Regions from separate parts of the Mus musculus genome. Here regions 1 and 3 are each linked to region 2. Evidence: chromatin loops called from intact Hi-C (ENCODE). Cell type or tissue: heart. All regions are shown on one strand.

Evidence for each region. Peaks named below come from ENCODE experiments on the same cell type or tissue, not always from the same donor. Only the 100,000 strongest peaks of a DNase experiment are listed, where the experiment ranks them.
Region 1: it touches region 2 in a loop (5-fold over the local background); 25 of 42 quality-filtered maps call a loop at or near these places.
Region 3: a loop joins it to region 2, with 6 times the contacts of the local background. A loop is called at or near these places in 17 of 42 quality-filtered maps.

What each region holds. Positions count from the first base shown.
Region 1 is chr7:89,993,725-90,001,724 of GRCm38, reverse strand. No RefSeq gene overlaps it. Among named protein-coding and RNA genes, the nearest start is that of Eed, 17 kb to the right of the region's middle. In heart, CTCF peaks have their summits at 2,936, 3,540 (motif pointing left) and 6,412 (motif pointing left); no DNase peak of the experiment used is centred here.
Region 2 is chr7:90,146,694-90,154,693 of GRCm38, reverse strand. The region is part of intron 1 of Picalm (phosphatidylinositol binding clathrin assembly protein); the gene reads right to left. Among named protein-coding and RNA genes, the nearest start is that of Picalm, 20 kb to the right of the region's middle. In heart, no CTCF peak of the experiment used is centred here; a DNase peak (open chromatin) is centred at 4,193; H3K4me3 peaks cover 683 bases; H3K27ac peaks cover 849 bases.
Region 3 is chr7:90,012,434-90,020,433 of GRCm38, reverse strand. No RefSeq gene overlaps it. Among named protein-coding and RNA genes, the nearest start is that of E230029C05Rik, 13 kb to the left of the region's middle. In heart, a CTCF peak has its summit at 3,770; a DNase peak (open chromatin) is centred at 683.

The DNA.
Region 1 (8,000 bases), 150 kb after region 2:
TAAAAAAATAATGGATTGAAGTGTGAAAATGAAATTTTAATCCATAATAATATAGCAATATTGACTTATCAACTGTAAGAGGATAAGTCATATTGACTTATCAAGAGTAAGAGGAGTCTGGTGGCCCAAACCTGTGCCTCTTGCTGTTTAGGGGGCCAAGGCAGAAGGATCAAGAGCTCTACAGAGTGAGTTCCAGGATAGCCAGGATTATACAGAGAAACCCTGTCTCGAAAAACCAATAAATAAATAAATAAATAAATAAATAAATAAATAAATAAATAAAATAAAGACCTGGACTATGACTCAGGGGCAGGGAATGTGATCGCCAGCACCAAATCAAATAAATAAATAAAGTGTTAGTAATGGGGGAAGGTAGCACAGGGACAGGGACAAGGGAGTGTATATGTGTTCTGTACTTTTGGCTTTTTCTATAAAACTAAAGCTGTTTTAAAAATCTATTAATTAAAAAATAGACCTTCAAATTTAGACTCTGTTGATTGATAATGATACAAAATGGGCTTTCCTCCAAGACACTAGTAAGCATAAATCTGAAAATCTTACAGTGAATTCCTATGCAAAATAATAAAACAGGGGGTTGGTGAGATGGTTCAGTGGTTAAGAGCACCAACTGCTCTTCCAAAGATCCTGAGTTCAAATCCCAGCAACCACATGGTGGCTCATAACCATCTGTAATGCAATCTGATGCTCTCTTCTGGAGTGTCTGAAGACAGCTACAGTGTACTTACATATAATAAATAAATAAATAAATATTTTTCAAAAATAGTAAAACAAAAGCATATCAAAAGTGGAACAATAGTCATACATCTATTTTTTTTTGTTTGTTTGTTTATTTCTTTTCTTTTTCTTTTTTTTTTTTTTTTTTTTTGAGACAAGGTTCCTCTATGTAGCCCTGGCTGTCCTGGAACTCACTCTGTAGACCAGGCTGGCCTTGAATTCAGAAATCCACCTGCCTCTGCCTCCCAAGTGCTGGGATTAAAGGCATGCACCACTGCCCGGCACATTATCTATTTTTAAAGGAAAATGCTATGAGGTAAATGACATAAAATAAGGAAAGATATTTGCAAAAATAAGACTTTAAAATGAGCAAAGGGCCACGTAGTACTTCGTTTGGCTTGGGCACTGCACAGACCCTGTCCTAACCAGGCACTCGGACCCTGGGCTGCATGGAGAAGCTGCTCCGTGATCCAAGCCCTGAGTAAGGTTTGTCTCCTTAGCTACCTCTTGGAACCTCCCTTTTGGGGTCAGTTTCCATTCAATCCTGTTGTGGAACATATCAGACCGGAGATGGGGGGAGATGCCTGAACAAGGTTTAGATATATGCACAGTAAGGCAAACTGTCCTAAAAGTGAACTTTTAGGGGAAATTTCCCCTATGTACCATCTTTTGCTTGTTCATAATTACATATGCATATGATTAAATTCAGATGTACCATGGAAAAGGATATGCAGTCAAGAAATGCTTATGTAACCCAAGTCTGTATGGCAAAACAGAGAACAGTCCATCTTACCCTACCAACTCCTCCCTCCACCTTCTTCCATGCAATAGTCCACTCCATAAAAGGAAGCCCTAGATAATAGCAGAAACCCTTGAACTCCTGATCCTGATACTTTCTTGCTGTGCTTTTATTTTTCTTCTGAATACATTTTCCTTGACAGTTTGCAATCTGTGTGAAGCGGTTTGACTAAGAATGGCCCTCAGAAGCTCATATACTTGAATGTATGGTCATCAGGAAGTATCACCACTTGAAAAGGATTAGAAGGTGTGGTCTTGTTGCAGAAAGGGTGTCAGTAGATGTGGCCGTTGAGTTTCCAAAAATCCAAGTCAGGCCAGATGGCCTTCGATGGCTACACAGGCCACAGACATCAACACAAACCCCAGGTGCAGTAGAGACCTGGCTCTTAGTAGCAGCTCAGGCCTGGACTTCCATGGCCCTAGGGGGTTGCCCTGGCTCCTCACATCTGCCTGCTCTTTACCACAATCACATCTCCAGCTCCACCTCTGTCCACAGTGCAGGGACCACTCAGCTTCGCTTTCTCTCCACCAGTACTCCCTCTCTCCCATCTCTCCATCAGATAGTTTCTCAACCCAGTGGCGTCTGCCGCCAGGCAGGGGCGTGGGCTTAGGTGTCTCTCATTTCTGCAAAAATATAATTGAAATAGTTATCAAATAAGTAAAGGATCCCAAGACTTAGAGGTCATAGCCATTTCTACAACATTTAAGTTTGCCATGCAATTTTTCAATAGATAGCAAAACCTGTAAACTATGCACACTTCTTGACTACCAATTGTTCTTAGGAGTTGACACTTGGGAAATAATCCAGAGGAGTAACTGGGTCATAAAAGGAAGGTTTAAAATGCTCTCTGAATGCAGAGAGAGAGAGAGAGAGAGAGAGAGAGAGAGAGAGAGAGAGGAGAGAGAGGATTAATTAATTGATTAGTTAATTTACTGTGACTTTCTGACACCAGCCTGTGATGTTGTGTCCAACACCTGTGTAGGCTGCAGTGTCTGCACTTAGGCCCCGCTCTGGACTAGTAAACTAAGCAACTGCCTTTGGCACATCTCCCTCTCCTAAATTAAATTATCTCTGTCCAAGAACACATTTTGTTTGTAGATGAGGTGCCTACTTATGGCAAGCCTCACCCTGCAGTCATTAGAATGCCAGAGCAATGCTGGGAAGGTTATTCTAGGCACTGAAGAGGTCAATTCTGTTTTGTCTTTGAGAGGTAGCTAGGTTTATCAACAGTACGCTTTTTTTTTCTTTTCTGCCCGTCTTCTGCTTTCATTTTTTTGTTGTTTTGTGTTTTGTCTTTCAAAGACAGGTTCTCACTATGTCTGACTATGACTGACCTGTAACTTGCTCTGTAGACCAGGCTATCTATCCTCCATCTCACAGAGCTCTGCCTCTAGTGGTGGGATTAAAGATATTAAAGCCATTTCACCTGGCTTCCCAAGAGTACCATTCCCTGCACTGGAAATTGCTTTTTTTCTTTTTCTCTGCCTCATTATCACTAATCAAAGCTTGGATAAGGCCCCCCTCATCAGGAATCATGTTCATCAATTCCCTGATTCCAAAATTCTGGTTCTCTATGCCAGCCTCATCTAATCAGCAAACAGAAAGAATCTGCCCAGGATCCTGAGTCATGCCCGGGTATCAATGCTTCTCCCGCAACAGTGAACAAAAGATGCTGGGATCAAAGGATTATCCTTTCCTGCCAGTTCAGGCCGGGTCTCAATCCTAGCAAGACTCTGCCTCAGTAGCTAGCAGGACAAAGACCTCTACGGATACTTTCTCCCTAGTGACTTAATGTTCCAGCTATCAAAGACAGGGAAGAAATAAAATAAAGCATTACAAGAGTCACCCAAGGGATTCTGAGATTATTAGTGAGGAGAATATCTTGGTTCACTTCCATTAACTCCTGTGCCTCTTCTAACACCCCTCCCCTTCCCTTTTCATCTTAGTCGGGATTCTTTATACACGGCTCTTAAAATGAGGGATGGAGATCTTGAGCTCCCCCTTGAGGCCGAAGTGTGTTAGTATCTCTCCTTGGACGGGTTCTTGAGTTTTGGAAGCTATGTTATGTGCTTTCTATAGTTTCAGGTAATATTTAAGTCATTCTCGGATTTCTGACGAGGTTGAAGATTGGTTGTAGTCCCATAGTCAAGTCAACCTATTTAGACAGGTTGTATTGAGAGAGATGATATAACTTTGAGGGGATGGTTTTCAGATGATAATACAAGCTAAAACCAGGACATAATTCAGGTATAGAATTGTAAGCCTTTTAAGTTAGGATAAATGGTAGAGTGTCTTATCTAAATTGACAAATGGGGTGGACTGGGTGTTACGTGTATCTTATACTCTATAATTTGCATAATTGTAATAGTTGTACTCAATTTATATATGAAAGAAAAGAGCCTTTTATTTGGACAAAAGGGGGGAAATGATGTGGGTTGCCCTGGTGCTGTTTGTATTCTGATGTTAATTCTGCTTCCCCAAAAGGGGCAACCCTGCTGGGTGCGGTGGCGCACACCTTTAATCCCAGCACTTGGGAGGCAGAGGCAGACGGATTTCTGAGTTCAAGGCCAGCCTGGTCTACAAAGTGAGTTCCAGGACAGCCAGGGCTATACAGAGAAACCCTGTCTCAAAGAAAAAAAAAAAAAGACGGGCTTCCCTGATGAGGAGTGGATCTCATACTCAGGTGATTTCAAGGGAACCTTCTTCCCATTTAACTGGTCAAATAAAGGCTAGAGCCTTTGACTGGGCAGCGGAAGGGAAAGGTGGGGTTTTAGAGAGTGGAGGAAGAGAGAGGATTGAGGAAGAGGAGGTAGCAGGAAGATGGAGCCCAGAGAAGCGGCAAGTAGCAAGGGATCTCGTAGCTGGGGAATGGAGTAGTGTAGTGGTCAATCTGCTCAATATAGGCATGCAGCTTATATGGTAAAAAAAAAAAAGTTCTCCCATCTTATCATCAGCCTTCATAAACTGAGTTGTTTGGTTTCACTCATTTTCATTTCAGGGAGAATATCTACAGTTCCCATGACATCCCACTGTGTGTATGTGTGTGTGTGTGTGTGTGTGTGTGTATCTTAGCTATTCTGATCTTTGACAGTTGAGAGGATGCTGGCCTGAGGTATAAGTTATATGGTATCTTTCCAGTTTTGACTTTGATTTCTCACCCACTGTTAGCTTACAGGCTATTCCACTATGCTCCTCCCAGGGACCTAGCAACAGCTTCTGTCAGCAAATGCCCCCCTTCAAGTGCACCAGATATGGGCAGCAAACTCGAGCTCCAGTGCGCTCTCTCTCTCTCTCTCTCTGTCTCTCTGTCTCTCTGTCTCTCTGTCTCTCTCTCTCTCTCTGTCTCTCTCTCTCTCCTCTCTCTCTCTCTCCAGTCTCCCCGTCTGTCGTTCCCTCCTCCAAAACATACCACTCTACCACTCTACCTGATGTCTCCCTCTCTTGTGTTCTTGTGTTGCTCCTTTCCTCTGGATTGTTGTATCTTTATTTTGCACAAAATTCTTTTCCTGAAAATTTCTCAGCCCATTTAAATTAAAATTTTTTATTCTTCAAAGGTCTAATTCATGCAACACCTTCCCCCATACTCCTGTGAGATTCTGTAAGTCGGATCCGAAGCTTTGTCACATGTCCAGATTGTAGTTATCTGTCTATTTTTTCAATATCGTCACTGGTAAGTGCACAACTTCTAGCAAGTGTGAGAATCATTCAAAAAAATAATGAATTAAGTTGTTGGAGGATGATTTCAAACACCAAATTTTCTGTAAGAGAATGTATCTTCATTTTTAAAGAGGAAAAAAATGAAAGAGGAAGAGAAAAAGGAGATAGTAGAAGGAAAATAAAGATGAGAACGAAAGAGAGAAGAAAGAAAAGTGACTGGAAGCAAAAGTTACAAGACTCGCAGTGTATTCAGGAAACAGCATTGGCGTAAGTCAGCAGACTGCACTCCAATCCCCTTGTGCTCCTAATGAGTTAAACGGCTACCAAACTACTCCCTGAGCCCTGGCTTTTCTAAAGAAAAGCAAACAAACACCAAGATAAAACAAAAATCCCCATGGAGTCCTGTGCACTGTGAGATTATGTGGTCATCTCCCCACTCAAGCATACTCAAGCTGACTGAACAATAACACTGGGGGTTAGCGAGACGACTCGGAACTTAGGAGCACTTGCTGTGATTCCAGAGGACTAGAGCTCTGCTCCCAGCACCCACATGGAAACTCTCAAAACTAGAACTCCAGCTTCAGGGTCTGACACCCTCTTCTGGCTCCCACAGGAACTAGCACATACATGGTATTCATTCGTAGATACACCTACACGTAAATAAGAATTAAAATACTAATGTAACAGTGTGGCTGCATGATGTTAGTTTCTCTTTTTGCCCATATATTCTGCAACAGTCTCCATCACCCCACCAGGTTCCAGAGTATTGTCCAGATCAATTCACACAGAGATGGCTCTGATTAAACTAAATGGTCATAAAACCAAACCAAAAGTCATGAATGTGAGAAATGGGATGATAGGGAGGAGCAGGGATTGACAGTAGTGGAAGAGATCTAAGAGTGGTTGAAGGAGAGAGAGGGGAGGAGGGGGAGGGAGACAGTACAGAATGCATTACATACACATAGGAAATTGACAAAGAAGTAAATTACCAAAAATAATTTTTAAAACATGGAAAACTTTGCCTCTATCTATTGAGGGTGATGCATCAGAAATATTTGCTGGGCTGGAGAGATGGCTCAGTGGTTAAGAGCACCAACTGTTCTTCCGAAGGCCCTGAGTTCAAATTCCAGCAACCACATGGTGGCTCACAACCATCTGTAATGAGATCTGATGCCCTCTTCTGGTGCATCTGAAGACAGCTACAGTGTACTTAGATATAATAATAAATAAATCTTTTTTTTTTAAAGTAAATGTTTGCTGACAGTGGTAATAATGAACTCTACAACTACTTTTTCATTATTAAAAACATGTGTGGTGCTGTCAGTCAAAAGCAGGACTTCCCCTATGCTAAGCAACACTCCACCATGAAGTTACTGTCTCCAACTCTATATGCCTTAAAAAAATTACTGTGGTTATTTTTCCTTTATGGGTAAATATTTTATGGCAGAATTATTCAAAGTTTCTATCGTTTATTAAGCGGAACATTTTTTTTCCTTCCAAGTCTTGCTAAATGCTGTTTCAAACGGAAGCTTCTATTCTGATACCAACTACTTTTAAGTCAAATGAAGAACTGAAAAACAGCTATACTTAAGCAAATCTCAGTCAGCCACCTCAACCTGGGATGCAGGAAAGCCACTTGTCCAAGATCATTGTAGAATTTAAGAAAGAACAGAGATCAGCTTCAGTTGGAAACCAATCAAAACTGGGAAGGAGGGACCTGTGAGACAGCTCAATGCTCAGTGGGTGAAAGTACTTGCCACTAAGCCAGAGGACCTGAGTTCAACTCCTAGGACCTACACTGTGGGAGGAGAGAAGCAACTCTTGGAGGTTGACACTACCCACATGGCATGGCAAGCCATCCCACCCCAAATAAAACATTTTTTTTTAATGGGAAGGAATTTAAAAAAAAACATTAGAAAATAAATATACAGAGCTCAGGGGATTAAACTGTAGCTTCTGGGACCCATGATGAGTATAGATATTCCGGATCTTAAAGGAACATCTTTAAGATGTGTGTGTGTGTGTGTGTGTGTGTGTGTGTGTGTGTGTGTTTGTTGAGGGGTGGGGTATGTTTTTTGCAGTACTGCTCTAAAATTGCTATTTTTTATGTTTTCCTGTTTTCTTTTAGGCAATTCAAAAAATACATCTATGTGTCTGTGTGAGAGTTTGTGTGTGTACATGCGGGTGCCCATGGAGGCCAGAAAAGGGCACATCTCTTGGAGTTGGGAGTTAGAGGCAGTTATGAACTGCCCAATGTGGGTTCTGGGAACTTAACATAAGTCCTCTACAAAATCAATAGGTACTCTTAAAGGCTGAGACATCTTTCCTCCTTGAATCCCTCTTTAAAGGATTTCTAAACTACCCACTGTCCTTGCAAACAAGTATTGCTGTTGCCCCTCTGAGCCTGATGTGCTGCTTGCTCCAGGAAACCACGTCTTTCCCACTCTTCACAGTTTGTTCTCAGGCTTTGTGGTAATGCAGCACAGTGACCTACCCTGCATGGTCTATCAGCCTTGATATGCACGGCCCCATCACTGTCATCATCATGGTGGTCATGGTTGGGTGAGCACCAGGCACACCCAGTTGGGGCAGGGGTCAGTGGAGACTGATTGGTACAGCAGGACTCAAGAGTGAGAAACTAGGGCTTTTCCTTCCGTAGCAACCAATGTCAGCAACTTCAGGAATGATGGCAACTCCATGCTGGCCAGACTGTGGCCTAAGGACTTCCTTTATCTTTTAGGGACCCTAACTCAGGTAAGACGAGATCATTGGCTTTGAGAAAGATCAGAAGTTCAGGATTAGCCAATAT
Region 2 (8,000 bases):
TCTGTTTGTTGCTAGGAGAAAAATCAAGTGGTCAATTAAACAGCACTTCATATCTCAAAACCTTGGGTCTTTTCATGGATGGAGTACAAGTAAATGGAGCAATGCTCAGCAATAGTCACTTGTGGGTAAGAAGACAGCTTCAGAGGTTCTGGCACAAAGTAGCAGAACGTTTTATCACATAGCAAGAAAATACATGTATTTAGTGAATATGGTAGCTGCAACCAGACTTAAACCAAAGTCATCTACCCTAGTCTTAAGCGTCAAATGATTGTTTCTTCCTCTCTTTGTAAGGGGTCACAAAGGTGTAACTGCTAAAACATTATGTTTAAAGCTGGGAATTTCATACAAGAACATAAGGCTGTATTTTTATAAAACTTCCATTAAGATATAAGGTACAATTTGCTAAACACATGAAACTCAAGAAGAATGAAGACTGAAGTGTGGACACTATGCCCCTCCTTAGAATTGGGAACAAAACACCCATGGAAGGAGTTACAGAGACAAAGTTTGGAGCTGAGATGAAAGGATGGACCATGTAGAGACTGCCATATCCAGGGATCCACCCCATAATCAGCATCCAAACGCTGACACCATTGCATACCCTAGCAAGATTTTATTGAAAGGACCCAGATGTAGCTATCTCTTGTGAGACTATGCCGGGGCCTAGCAAACACAGAAGTGGATGCTCAGTCAGCTAATGGATGGCTCCCAATGGAGGAGCTAGAGAAAGAACCCAAGGAGCTAAAGGGATCTGCAACCCTATAGGTGGAACAACATTATGAACTAACCAGTACCCCGGAGCTCTTGACTCTAGCTGCATATGTAACAAAAGATGGCCTAATCGGCCATCACTGGAAAGAGAGGCCCATTGGACACGTAAACTTTGTATGCCCCAGTACAGGGGAATGCCAGGGCCAAAAAGGGGGAGTGGGTGGGTAGGGGAGTGGGGGTGGGTGGGTATGGGGGACTTGTGGTATAGCATTGGAAATGTAAATGAGCTAAATACCTAATAAAAAATGGAAAAAAAAAAGAAAAAAAAAAGATTCAAATGTATACTTGTTAAAAGTCTGGCATGATGTCACACACGTGTAACTCAATTACTCTGGCCACCAGAACAGGAGGTTTATTACTTGAGGCTAGCCTGAGCTAGACAGAAGATCAAGGAGAACCCCGACTACACATGAGACCTGTCTCAAACGCAAAAACAGTACTTATAGAGTCATACTTGTACCTTAGGAAAGAAATTTAACATCTACCAAACAGACTTTAGGGTAGTAACAGGGAAACAGCTTTTTGAAAAGGTAAAATATACAGTGCCCATTACAGGGTAGTGACTGAGCTAACCTGAGATGGAAAAGGACTATCTGAGGTATTAAAAGACAAAATAATCAGATGACTCAGGGGAAAGGAAAAAAAAAAAAAAAAAACAACCCAGGAAGGTAAAGATCCTAACTCACACTATAAGTGGACATGCCTAATAATTCAGAATTAGTTGGCTAAAAGGTATAATGCGAGACTATTAAAAACATGACAAAGTAAAAGCTGACTAGGAAGAAATAGTTACCTACTGTTGAGCAAAAGCCACAGAGAAGAAACAGACTCATATGCATACTTAAAGTAAGAGTGCATACTTTAGTTCTGTATTTGCTGGCACACACTGTATTTGCCCAAATACAGAGACACAAAAGTACTGACCTCTATAGTTTTGGCACAGTGGGTCGGGTTGATATACAAAAAAGCTATGCCAGTACCTGTGTGATTCTGGGACTATGACAAGCACTCCTCAGTCACACATACATAGCAATGCTGTACTACTTAGACAAGACTCTTTGAAACTTAAGTCCAATGGCCAAAAGAACAACAAGCTTAACAGGAAACAGCCTGTGAGGCAAAGGCAGCATTGTTATTTCCATTGTTTAAGAGCTTAGAATTTAGTCCAATGTCATGGTGCATGCCTTTAATCCCAGGATGCAGAAGGCAGCGGCAGATGCATCTGAAGCCCGTCTGGTCTAGAGCAAGCTACAGGACGGCCAGAACTGCATAAAGATCCAGTGCCAAGCAAGTTATCAGCACAGAATCTCAAGTATACTATTCAATGACTAGCTAAGTATTGGACTTAATTCAGTTTTCTCAATGGAAGCCCTAAGGAATCTCTAAATACCAAAATTAAACTAAGGTAGTTCTGTCAATCCTAGGCAGAGGACCAGTCTGTTAGCATAAAGTTGGTATGCTATTTCTGTCACTGTGTTCACAAAATGAACAGGAAAAGAAACATTAAGAAATAATTCTACAGCTAGGCGGTGGTGGCGCTCGCCTTTAATCCCAGCACTTGAGAGGCAGAGGCAGGCGGATTTCTGAGTTCCAGGCCAGCCTGGTCTACAGAGTGAGTTCCAGGACAGCCAGGGCTATACAGAGAAACCCTGTCTTGAAAAAACCAAAAAAAGTAATTCTACATATGCATCACAAGATACTATATTTATCCTAATTAATAAACTTTCTCAACCCTTTTAACTAATTGTTGTTACTATATAGAAGTAACCTTCCCCCGCCCCCCCCCAAAAAAAAAGAAAAACTGCTGTGAAATCTCTGCAAATTCTCTTACCTGGTTTACTTTGTCTTTTTAAAAAGAAGGTCTTTTTAAAAAAAAGACCTCCATCAATGCAAGTTCCAGCTTTTAGAATATAATAAAGGCAACTTAAAGAAAATTATTCTAGAAAAATAATTTTAAAGACTGAATGCAGGAGCAGTAAATATTTCTGGAAATACACTACAAAACTCCAAGTAGTAAGGATCACAGAAACTTTCTTTAAGGCAATAAAATTAGTTACCTTGAAGAGACTGAGGCCATACATGAGGATTAAAGAAAAAAATCTCAATGTTAGAAGAATGATGGTTGTGCCCCAGGAATTTTCAATTACATTGTGTGTGTGTGTGTGTGTGTGTGTGTGTGTGTGTGTGTGAGAGAGAGAGAGAGAGAGAGAGAGAGAGAGAGAGAGAGAGAGAGAGAGAGAGAGAGAGAGAATGCATGAGCTTAATAGCAAACAGCTATGTCTACAAAGTAAAGAATTTATAATTTCTCTCTAAATGACGTTTTTAAAAAATAAAGTCTGGCATTATAGTCATTGGCATCTAAATGTATGGGGCTCAAACAGAATCCAGGAGCAAGAGGTTATCAGGGTGTTTTCCCTTCATCACAACTGTAGCACTTGAACACATTTCATTAAAATTAGTGGAGTATATGTGACTTCCTCTGATCTTACCAGAGCAGCACTATCTTCTCCACTGTGTTACCAGCATCAAACACAATATGTCCTGAAGGAGAAATTAATGTATGAGGGTTGCAGTATAGTCAGAGTGGTTGCTTGCCTCGTACACGTGAAGCCCTCCCTGCATTCAATCTCCAACAATTCAATAAATGAAGATGTGTGCAGAAAGTAGCAATATTCTATCTAAGTAGTCTAAGGTCTGGTGCAGTGATGATCTGAAAGAACCCTGTTAACAACTTCGCAATCATTGTGTCATGTTTACAATACTCCACATTCCCAGAGTCACTACAGTGACACAGTATCAAACACTGTAATCACAAAGCCTGTGTCTCAATACTAGGACAAGAAGTGCTCCCAAAAAAGATGTCTAGCTAGCTGAGAAATAACTGATCTCCCTTTCATTTTGAGCAGAAAAAGTCAAATAGGAATAGTTAAAGATATGTCTACATGGAGAAAAGGTACAAAAAGCCACCCTGAGATATTATACACTAAGAGCTGGCCGATCACAGCTAGGCACAGACAAATCTATAGAACTTCATACTTCAATGTAAAAGTAAAGATAAATTATTTAAGTTAATGGAAAGCCATTTTGTAATTGCCTTTCCTTTTAAAATTGAAATAAAAAACTATTTCTTCAAATCAGGTTAACTTACTGTCTCTTAAAATTATCTATTATTTTGTTGGTCTTTTTTTCACCTACTAATCTATCATAAATTAAAAAAAATCTTACAACAAAAGCTAAGGTTTGTTATGAAGACGCTATATAGAATAATATATACTTTCAAAATATCAAGTATCAAGTATTGACTATAGGCTCAAGTCAGAGCCCCAATCCTCACACTATCAAATTGCCTCTGATGACTGTGTGAGCACTCTTGACACAGAGCTTCTTTCTCCTCTGTGTTCTGCTGGACTCTGCACGCCTACCACTGGGTGGCAGACACTGGCAAGAAGAGTTCAGGCTCTTTAACTTGGAGGTTAGGGCTCTATTTTCATTGTCCTTTAGAGTAATGATTTCCAAACCTACATACCCTGACACAAATTACAAATAAGAAATACACAGAAACATTATTTTTTACAAGTATTGCCTCAAAAGATTTCTATGCTAGTTTTCAATTTATCAGAAAATGCAAAATCAAAATGTTAATAGAATAAAAACCCATCACCTAATTTAAGAATTTAAAAATATTTATTTAAATGGAATAAGAAAACCAAAATGAAAGCATTAACATAAGATCAGAGGATAATAATAAATCCATGATAAAACAAAAGGTGTTTTCCTCTCTTCTTTGAAGATTTGAAGTTTCAGAATTACAATCTGTCCTATAGGAAAGAAAACATTTTAAGTATCAAGCAGTATGAAATTCAAATTTTATATGCCAAATTACAAAGTTTATATTCTAAAATCTCACCAAATTACTCTACCTGATGACAGAGATACTAATTCTCAGTATTCTAAAAAGCAGTCCCATATAAAAACAAGAATTTACAAAAACCAACTCCTAGGCAATATATTATTAACCCCTTGTATGATGACCAGTCTCCAGGAGATGCCCACACCCAGAAGTTTATGGGCAGCACAAACTGGACTCGTTTGGTTATTTAAAAGAAAGAGAAGACATGAGGTTGGGGGTGGGTAGAGAGGTAGGAATGAATCTGGGAGGAATTAGAGAGGAAGTTGGAGGACAGTAATATGATTCAAATACATTGTATAAAATTCTCAAAACATATACAATAAAAATATCCCATTAAAACATATATTATGAGTACTATCCTTACCTCCACTAAATCTGTAAGTCCAGGGTGTATCATATAGAAAAAATAAATTAAAAGAATTCTCCAAATCCCACCAAGAACAATAAAAGGGAAGCCAAGTTTGAGAATCTCTGCAGAGCAGATTACTGTAAAATTTTAAAAAGCACCTGAATATGTTCGTTGAAATTGGGTCAATTTAGAGAAAACCATGTTCTAAAGTGTGAATAACCAAGTGTCCTGGTTTCTACCTGTCCCCGTGCTACCTTTTCACTTACAAGTGAGCCAATTTGGATAAAAATTATGTCACCTTAGTTATCACTTAACCTAGAGAAAGATCACAAGTAGCTAAGGAGCTGATGCACCACCAACCCGCCCTGGGTTGTTTGTAGTTCTGTCTTGGAGTGCTGCGTTGTGGGGTTTCACTAGCCTTCCTAAAGCACTTACATGATTCTTCTCTTCTAGCCACTGGGTCCTTTCATCTCATCAGGAGATTTCACCTTATGTCTCACGTACTCTTGGAAAACCATCTAATTTATCTTCAACAAAGTCCCATTTCTTCTCAGAAAAATCAACGTTAGGTCTTTGGGGAGTTGGAAATATTAGAATTTTTTATATTTATGTCCAAAAATTTTTACACCTTAAAAAAAAAAAAGACCATAAACACTTGTTGGGCAGAAGTAGGATTATTGCAGGTTCCAAACCAGCCTGAAATATACAACAAAACCCACAAGAAACTATACACAGACTGTTTTATTTTAATAAGTCAGAGGCATTCTTCTCTGTTAACTGCATTTCTGGAATTTATGTTGCACAATGTGAACACTGTATCTAGTAGATGTGCTGATATGATGATATAAATATATTTGGGTTCAGAGGTGAAGCCAAGCCCACCTCTCCACTTTTGAGTTCCAAGCAGAACGAGCAGAGCCAGTGAAGGCTTCTTCCCTGTGCCCAGGTCACTGTTATTTTTTAACCACCAAGCCAAGGTAAGCAGAAATTCACAGGACTTCCCACATCTAATGATTTATTTTGCCTATTCAGAAAGAATACTGGATTAATTCAATTCTCTGCCTATCTTCCTCACTGAGAAAACACAAACACCAGTCCATACCCCCAACCCCAGTCCAACTAGGAAAAGGAAAATCTTTATGGTCTACCTCCCAAAAGCTTTGCAAACCTCAGAAGAAACAGAAATCCCGTTTATTCTACATATAATATATTCACAATATGGAATAACTGACCAATTTCTTAGGACTACAGAAGAGTTAACAAACAAAACCTCCACCTCAGTGTAGTATACATGGGTATGGGGAGATAATCAGGAGTTTATGGAATAGTGGAGAGAAACAAATACAGGCAGCTGGCAGTATTTGCTAGTTACATAGTACAGAGATGGGGTTTATCTGGAGGAGGTTTTTATTTTCACATGACAGTAATGAAGAGAGTCCTAGATAAAAAGTAGATAAAGCTATCTCAGCACGTACTAGTGGGCCGTGCCTATGAAAGTCAACTTCATAGAGCAGTTAGTATGGAGGCATCCCATCTTTGCCAAAGTGAAATAAATGACCCTGAACTGTATCTTCTCTACATGATTTTACAATGCCTCTAGATTTCAAACTGTAAATACAAACAGTAGAATCTCAGTATTTGCCACACATTTAGTGAACCTTAAGTGAGTCAAAATCAACATCACCCACTTAAAACACTTCATCAAGCATTACTATCCTGTGGCAAACAGGCACGAAGACCACTAAGAAAGCAAAACTACCTTTATTTATTATGCACAAAGCTCTGGCTTCAAACTCTAGCACCACATAAACTAGACAATGGTGCACATCTGTAATACCAGCACTCTGAAAGTGGAGGCAGAAGGATCAAAAAGTTGGAAGCCAGGTTTAGTTACAAAACAAATTCAAAGGTAGCCTGGGCTACAAGAGATCTTCAAACATTACCCTCCAAAAATAGTTTGTGTGGGAGGAAGGACACCACACTATTTCAAAATATATACAAATAAAATTTGATCACTGAAAATAATGTTATTTATTCAATTCACTATGTAAAAACTATCAACCCATCAACCCAATATACTAGAATAAGAAATTACAGGACTTAATATGTTTTTAAAAGCAGTATTAGATGACTTCTTCTATTAAAATTTGAAAGACAGTAGCATTTTACCCATCGACTGTTAATTATGGGCTCGTAGGCGTCAAGTATACCTCAATACAAGGAATCTTCATAAGCATGCTTCTGCTACTGAAAAAATATGAAAATAAGTGCAGGGAACAGGGACACACCTTAATTCCAGCCCTTGAGAGGCAGAGCAGGCAAGTATCTATAATAGCCACTCTGGTCTACAGAGTGAGCATATGCTAGCCAGGACAACATAATAAGGCTCGGTCAAGAAAGGAGGAACGGGAAGGAAAGAAGAAGGGAGGGGAGGGGAGGAAGGAGTAAGAGGAGGTAAAGAGAGAGGAGGGAAGGAAAGAGTGAGGGACGGTAGGTAAGGAGGCTGGGAGGAGAGGGAGGGAAGAGAGGAGAGAGAGAAGGAGGGAAGGAAGGAGGGAGAGAGGAAAGGAAGATAGCTTAAGAATACATCATACTTAATGCCTCACTGTACTTTAATTTGGCTCACATGTGTACCAACCACAGTTAACAACTGCAGTAATGCTAATAATAAAAACCTCAAGACTAAAAGCAGTTGTTTCTTTCATTTAAGTATCTGTAACCAAATAGATGTCACATGATAGTTTCAAAAACTAAATTCAATCTATGGATGATATTTGAAAAGTCTGTTAAATTTCTGAAAGGATATTATGGTTTTTGTTGGCTTATCATGAGGAAATAATGTAAACCTTAAGTAGTACAGAGAGCTAGCCACCTTTAAAAAACTTTAACTACCTTTCTACTGTCGTTTTACAATGTCAATATTTAACTTCCAGTGTAATTTTATCAAAGAATCCTCAAATAAATCTTATG
Region 3 (8,000 bases), 130 kb after region 2:
CCAAAGTAAAAGCAAAAAACCAATCCATTAAAGTTCATGGTTCTAGCCGGGTGTGGTGGCGCACCCCTTTAGTCCCAGAAAGTTCATGGTTCTGAGAAAACACTCTAAATGTATTAACGTTGCTTTTTGGCTTCTGTCGTTCTGCTTCTGGCTAACTGTTCTTGTTAACTGAAGTATGTCAACCCAGAATATGATTATTATTGTCCTTAAAAGCTCATCCTGAGACTGGCTTGAGGTTCCACTGGGATCCCGCACTGTCTGACTAATAAAGACTTTCTATTGGCTGAAATGAATGCTTAAGTAGTGATCTCTGGTGGATGCCCCACAACACAAGCCCTACAGGAACGAGTTGTGTTTGATTCTTGGCTGGTTCTCTCCTTTTTTATTTATTTATTTTTAAGTGTGTGTGTGTGTGTGTGTGTGTGTGTGTGTGTGTGTGTGTGTGTGTGTGTGTGTGTGTGTACTTGTACTAGAGCAGGTACGCAGGTACCCACGGAGGTTAGAAGCATTGCATACCCTAAGCCTTCCATCAGAAACACAATAGTTAAAGCGCTCTTTACTTCCTCTCTGCTTCTGAGCTCCCACTTCCCTAGCTTCTCTAGGAAGACTCAGCTCCTTTCTGTCCACTGTGTACTTCCTCCTTACCCTTTCACTTCCTTATCGCTCAGCACGTAACATGACCCACAGGACAGAACAACCCGCAGACAAACAGCAAATATTGCCCAATCTGTTGTTTGCTCTTTCTGACTCTGACTAGTTAGTTACCCGGATTTTTCAGTCTGTGCTAGCCTATGACTTTTTGACTGGACAATCCAGGCGATAGCTACTCTTCCTTTGTATCAGAATTCCATAGAGCGGCCGTTGAATCTTTGATCAGATGATTGTGGACACCCCCTGCATTAAGAATTTTTTTTTGGTTTTGGTTAGGTTTGGTTTGGTTTGGTTTTGTACATAATTCTTTTACCCATGATATTCATACTTATTGATGAATGGCAGTACATGGACAGACATTGTTAACCCATTGACAATTTATATATATATGTGTGTGTGTATATATATGGTTTTTGTTTTTTTTTGAGACGGGGTTTCTCTGTGTAGCCCTGGCTGTCCTGGAACTCACTTTGTAGACCAGGCTGTCCTCAAACTCAGAAATTTGCCTGCCCCTGCCTCCCAAGTGCTGGGATGAAAGGTGTGCACCACCACCGCCCGGCTGACAGATACTACTATATTTTAAGAAACTGACTTCTAGCTTTAGTTACATTGAAGTAAATCTGGGTCCACAATTACATGTATTAGACTTTTGCTCATATTCAGAAGAAAGGAATATGCTTCAAATACATTGAAATACATTTTTTCCTCATTACTTTTCTACTTTCTACTGGAATAAAGCTGGCTAAATGGCTCAGTGGGTAAAGGTGCTTGCCCCAGGACCCATGTGATTGAAAGAAAGAACCAACTCACATGTTGCCCTCTTGCCTCTTCATTTGATATGATGGGTGAAACAATAAGTCTTTAAACCGCTCTGAGCTCCCGATGGGTGGATGCATGCTTAAAGCAGCCCTCTCCAGATGCTCTGGAGCCAGATGGAAAACACACACACACACACACACACACACACACACACACACACACACTGGCTTATTTTTAATATGCCCTAAGCTAGCTCAATGGCTGAGCCACTCCTGAACCTCCACGTAGCTATACACTCCCCTTCAGTATTCTTGAGTTCTTGCTTTCTAAAATCTATACTTTCTCTCTGCTACCCCAGACCTAATAGGGGAGTGGCCGGCCCCTGGGGCCGCTTTTCCCTGATTCTTCCATGGTTGGGTCTCTGTCTTCCACAGCTCTCATGTTTGCATCCTCTTCCTTCCTTCTGCACTGGTGGTTCTCCTTCTCTCTCCTGTGTTTCCTCTCTGGGAATCCTCAAAGCCCAGCCTCTGTCCTCCTACCCAACCATTGCCTGTTTCTTTACTGACCAGTCAAAAAAACAATTTTTGAGCCGGGCGTGGTGGCGCACGCCTTTAATCCCAGCACTTGGGAGGCAGAGGCAGGCGGATTTCTGAGTTCGAGGCCAGCCTGGTCTACAGAGTGAGTTCCAGGACAGCCAGGGCTATAGAAAAACCCTGTCTCGAAAAAACAAAAAAAACAAAAAAAAAAAAAAAAAAACAAAAAAAAAACAATTTTTGGCAGGAACCTTCAGTAGACGTACAAATTCCCATGTAAGCATAAATTAAATCCCCAACAGATGGTGTACACTCACACACACACACACTCATACACACACCACACACACACACATACACCACAGATCCACAAACACACAGCTACACATACACACACATGGGCATGCACACATACAAATAAATAGTACATAAATGAAATTCATGAAATTCTTACACACACACACACATATATATATATATACATATATATATATATATATATATATATATATATATGAGGTTCCTATTATTTTACTGCAACACCTTCTGAAAGACAGGAAAGTTTAGTCAAATGATGAAAGCTGAAGCCATATTTCTCTTCATTTGCTTTGTAGAAACCAAAGTAAATGCGCCACAGTGCCTATGTCCAGACCTTCATGGCCCTCCACCAGGATCAAGTCTATACAAAGACAAGACAAAAGATGGCCACCCCTGATTCTCCAGATGACCTCTGATGTGTTTATAATAGATAAAGAGAGGAGGGATATGTTTTGTTGGAGGTGCAGTCAGGTATAGGGTAAGGACGGGCCTTTGCGGGCCCATGCTGAGCCATCCATTCCCCCTGAGGGACCAGCCACATGATGGTATAATATATAGTTTACTCAGAGCATGGGAAGGGGAGCTGAGAGGGTAGTAGAGAGAGAGGGAGAGAGAGAGAGAGAGAGAGAGAGAGAGAGAGAGAGAGAGAGAGAGAGAGGAATAGAGGCTGTCCATAAGCACTTGGAGAGAGAGGGGGAAGGGGAATGGGGAGAGAGGGGGAGGGGCGAGGGAACTGAGTGGAAGCAGGAAGGCAAGAGCAAGAGCAAGAGAGTGGGGAGGGGGCAAGCCTCCCCTTTCATAGTGAGTCAGGCATACCTGGTTGTTGCTTGGTAACTAAGGGGTGGAGCTTAGACAAAATGCTAACAACCTCTGTATCCAAATCCTGTCCCCAGAGGGAGAACGGTAGAAATTAGACTCAGAACGTCAAATCTTTTCTTCCACTCAGTAAATCTCCATGGCAGCTCCACACCATCCCACTTAACCAAAGAGACCAAGCCTTGAACCTCCTAGCATCCATGTACAGGAAATGCTTAGACCCTTGACATTTAGAATCCACATTCCTTTCTCAGCGTTGTAACTTCAGCAACACTAAGAAAAACTGGGGAGTGACTTTGAGGATATTTCTCAATTTACTAGTAACTTGCAGACCTGAGCTTTTGACTTTCCATGGGTGACCTAGCTTTAGTTTAACTATTTGTTGTACTGATGAGGAGAAACGCAAAACATGGAAGGAAACTTAGAAACACACACAAACTATGCCCTTGGAATCCTACTGGGCTGGAGTGCAGACCCTTTAAGACCAGGAAGCAGCAGATGGGGACAGCGGAACAGAAATCTGCAGATGTAGGATGATGATACAGTCTCATCACTGGGCAAAAGTTGTATTCAGAAACCTGTTGGGATAGAGAGGTGGCTCTGTGCTTTAGGATATTTACTGAACTTACTTGAGTGAAAGCTTTAAGGAAGTAGCAGTGGAAGGATGTGACTAGCCTGTCACAATGGTGCCATCATGAGACAAGTCCATGAAATGTAAAAAGTGAGAGAGGAAAGAGAAACTCCTAGTGAAGACCATATGGCCAAGAGCTGCAGAGCCCTGCCAGATTACTCTTTATTGACAGCACAGACATCAAACGCACCTTGTGAAAGGGCCCACGTCTAGTCTGACTAGAAGCACATCGAAAGTTGAAGCATAAATCTGTACTCTTCCATTTATATGAATTACTCAGATTTTCAGCTGATTTCCACAGTACTAATAAAGTGTACACAATAGCCACTCTCCATGGAGGTATATAATGATACATTTATATAGTTTTGGTTTCTGGCACACAGCTTCTAAAATGCTAGGGACTGCTGGAATTGTAAGTATCTTTAATATGCTAATTAGGTAGCTGGTAGTTGGGAGTCTTTATGCAGCTTCGGGGTAGGGATTAGCAGGTCAAAATTCTTTTTTTTAATTAATTAATTATTTAATTATTTTATTTACATGAGTACACTGTAGCTAGCTGTCTTCAGACACACCAGAAGAGGGCATTGGATCCCATTATAGATGATTGTGAGCCACCATGTGGTTGCTGGAAATTGAACTCAGGACCTCTGGAAGAACAGTTAGTGCTCTTAACCGCTGAGCCATCGCTCCAGCCTCAGGTCGAAATTCTTAATCTGAAGTGTAGAACTTTCAGCCCTGTCCCTAAACTTTGAGACAGAGGAGTTGGGGATTGAACTCAATCATCAATGGCAAAATGATTTAGTGATTTACCGAATCTACATAATCAAACTTCCATGAAGAATCCATCATGACAGGGTTCAAAGTGTTTTTCAGCTGGCAAACACATTTCCCACAACTCCATGGACAGAAGTCCCTATCATCAGGACCCTTCTGTACCTTGTCCTCTGGGCTTTCAATCTAGCTGTTATTTTAAACTAGGAGTGGGGCAGTGGTTTGCCCACGTCTGTAATCTTTTAACTCGGTAGGCAGAGGCTGGCAGATCTACAGAGGAAGTTCCAGGATAGCCAGGGCTACAGAGTGAAACTCTTGTCTCAAAAAAACCAAAAAAACAATGAAGAAGGAGTAAGAGAAGAAAGAGGAGGAAGAGGAGGAGGAAGAGGAGGAGGAAGAGGAGGAGGAAGAGGAAGAGAAGGAGGAGGAGAAAGAAAGAAAGAGAGAGAGAGAGAGAGAGAGAGAAAGAAAGAAAGAAAGAAAGAAAGAAAGAAAGAAAGAAAGAAAGAAAGAGAAAAAGAAAGAGAAAAAGAAAGAGAAAAAGAAAGAAAAAGGGAAGAAAGGAACAAAAAAGAAAATGTAAAATGAGCCTTCTTGAATAATTCTGTGAAACATTCTAGCAAATTATCAAGCCCAGCAACAAAGAAAGATAAAGAAAATGAGTCAATAAGACCAATTAAGACCAGAAATATACCTTCAGCGGCCTGTTTTTGCTGAGTAGACCCCTTCTTCAAAAGTGTCTTCGAAGCCAGGCGTGGTGGTGCATGCCTTTAATTCCAGCACTCGGGAGGCAGAGGCAGGCAGATTTCTAGGTTCGAGACCAGCCTGGTCTACGTAGTGAGTTCCAGGACAGCCAGGGCTACACAGAGAAACCCTGTCTCGAAAAACAAACAAACAAACAAACAACAACAAAGTGTCTTCAATCTCTCAGTGATGCCACCTGTGACTCTGCCAGCGGATATGGGAGGCATAACCTCCTGATCCAACACATCCCCAAAGCCACACCCCTGAGCTCTGCCCCATTGCACTGTAAGGCTTCTGGGAGGAAAATTAATAGCCAAACCATCAAATTACTCCACAGACTTTTCACAATGATGTAAAAGTAGCCAACAGGCACATAAAAAAATTCTCAACCTAACTAATCATCAGAGAAATGTGAAGTAAAACCACAGTGATGGACTGGAGAGGTGGTTCAATGATTAAGAGCACATGCTGGTCTTGCAGAGGACTTGGGTTCAGTTCCCAGAACCCATGTAGCAGCTCACAACTGTCTATAACTCCAGCTTCAGGTGACACAATACCTCTTTGGCCACTATGGGCACAAGGCATGCATATGGAGCACATATACGCATACATAGAGACAAACACACATTCTCATAAAATAAAAATAAAGAAACCTTAAAAAAAATTAAAGAAAACCAGAGTGAAACATTACCTCACGTGTGTTTGAGTAGCCATTATTAAGAAGGCAAAACTAGTGTATGTGAAGATCATAGGAAAGGAAACCACCATACACTGTTGGTCAGTGTGTGAATTGATGCAAGCAGTATGAAAAGGTATGTAGATGTGCTTCATAGAACTTCTACATGATCCAGAAATCTCACTAGTCGGGGCTGGAGAGATGGCTCAGTGGTTAAGAGCACTGACTGCTCTTCCAAAGGTCCTGAGTTCAAATCCCAGCAACCACATGGTGGCTCACAAGTCATCTTTAATGAGATCTGACGCCTTCTTCTGGTGCATCTGAAGACAGCTACAGTGTTCTTAGATATAATAATAAATAAATCCAAAAAAAAACCCAGAAATCTTACTAGTGGGTATATACATAACCAAAAAAAAATGAATTCAATATGCTAAAGAAACGCTTGTATTCGCATCACCTTTGCAATATTATTTACAGTAGCCAAGATATGGAACCAAGTGTTTGTTGACAGATGGATAGAGGAAATGTGATACAGTTACCATTTGTGACAGTTCACATTAACTTGCAGAATATGATGCTAAGTAAAACCAGCCAGGTATAGAAAGATAAATACTATAAGGTCTTTCTTTCTTTTTCTTTCTTCCCCCCCCCCTTTTTTTTAAATTTTTTTTCGAGACAGGGTTTCTCTGTGTAGCCCTGGCTCTCCTGGAACTCACTCTGTAGAGGCTTGCCTAACCCTTGCCTCAAACTCAGAAATCTGCCTGCCTCTGCCTCCCAAGTGCTGGGATTAAAGGCATGCACCACCACGCCCGACTATAAGGTCTTTCTTATATGTGCAAACTGAGAAGGGTGAACTCAAGAAGCCGGATGTAGAATGATGGTTGCCAAGGTCTAGAGGAGAAGGAAGAATACAGAGATACTGGAAGAGTCTAGTTTTAACTGGACAGGGTGACCAGATCCCTGAGTTCTATTGTGTAGCATGGTGACCATAGTTAATAATGTGTTATTATATCATTGAAAGTTCCTAAAAGAATAGATCATAAGTGTTCTTACCACACACAAAAATGTGTGGTGGGTAGATCTGTCAGTGGGTACAATTCTCAAATCCTTATACTGCACAGTGGAAATCGATTCCGTTTTCACTCATCACTTAGCCCTGCGGAGGAGAATGGAGACACATGGGTGATCTGACATGGTGACCAGCAGCTGAAATGAGCCAGGTCTTGTGCAGCTGAGCTATGAACCTGTAGTCTCATGCTAACTCCTGGTAATTAATGGGAGACTTAAGTGAATTGTTGGAGACACTGTTAGTATCCAAAGAGTTGGGGGATTGGTTGCTATGAGGATGGAAAAATGTGTGTATTTGGTTATTAAAAATAGATCACTCATCTTGGATGAAATATGTCTGTTTGGTTAGGAAAACAAACAAAACAAATACTTGTACAGGAATCCTCAGGATTTCACAAACATTCTCTCCCTCCCACCCTCCTTTTGTATGTGTGTGTGTGTGTGTGTGTGAGTGTGTGAGTGTGTGTGTGTATGTGTGTGTGAGTGTGTTAGTGTGTGTGAGTATGTGAGTGTGTGCGTGTGAGTGTGTGTGTATGTGTGTGTGAGTGTGTGTGTGTGTGTGTGTGTGTGAGTGTGTGTGTGAACATAAGGCCTTAGTGATAATGAATGCTTTTAGCAGTTGTTGGGGTACACTGAATTACTTTTCCTCAAATATTTCAGGTCAAGATTTAATATTTGCTTTGTTTTTTTTTCTATTCCATTTCTTTTATTTACTTCTGGCAAATGTCATGCGAACTCACAGTGTTAGGAAATCCACATCGACTCCATTCAACTCATCCACATCTCCCTTAGGCTCTGTTATGTGCTCCATCTTTTGAAGTATCACAAAATGAGCCATTTTTGACCATGGAGTATAATGATGTCCATGCACCACTTGCATGGACGATGCCTGTGAGCTCAGAGGAGGTGTCAGACCTCCTGAGACTAGACTTATAGATGGTGGTCAGTCTCCATATGGGTACTGGGCACTGAACCTGGGTCCTCTGGAAGAACAGCCACTGTCTTACCTGAGCCATCTCTCAGCATCCCTATC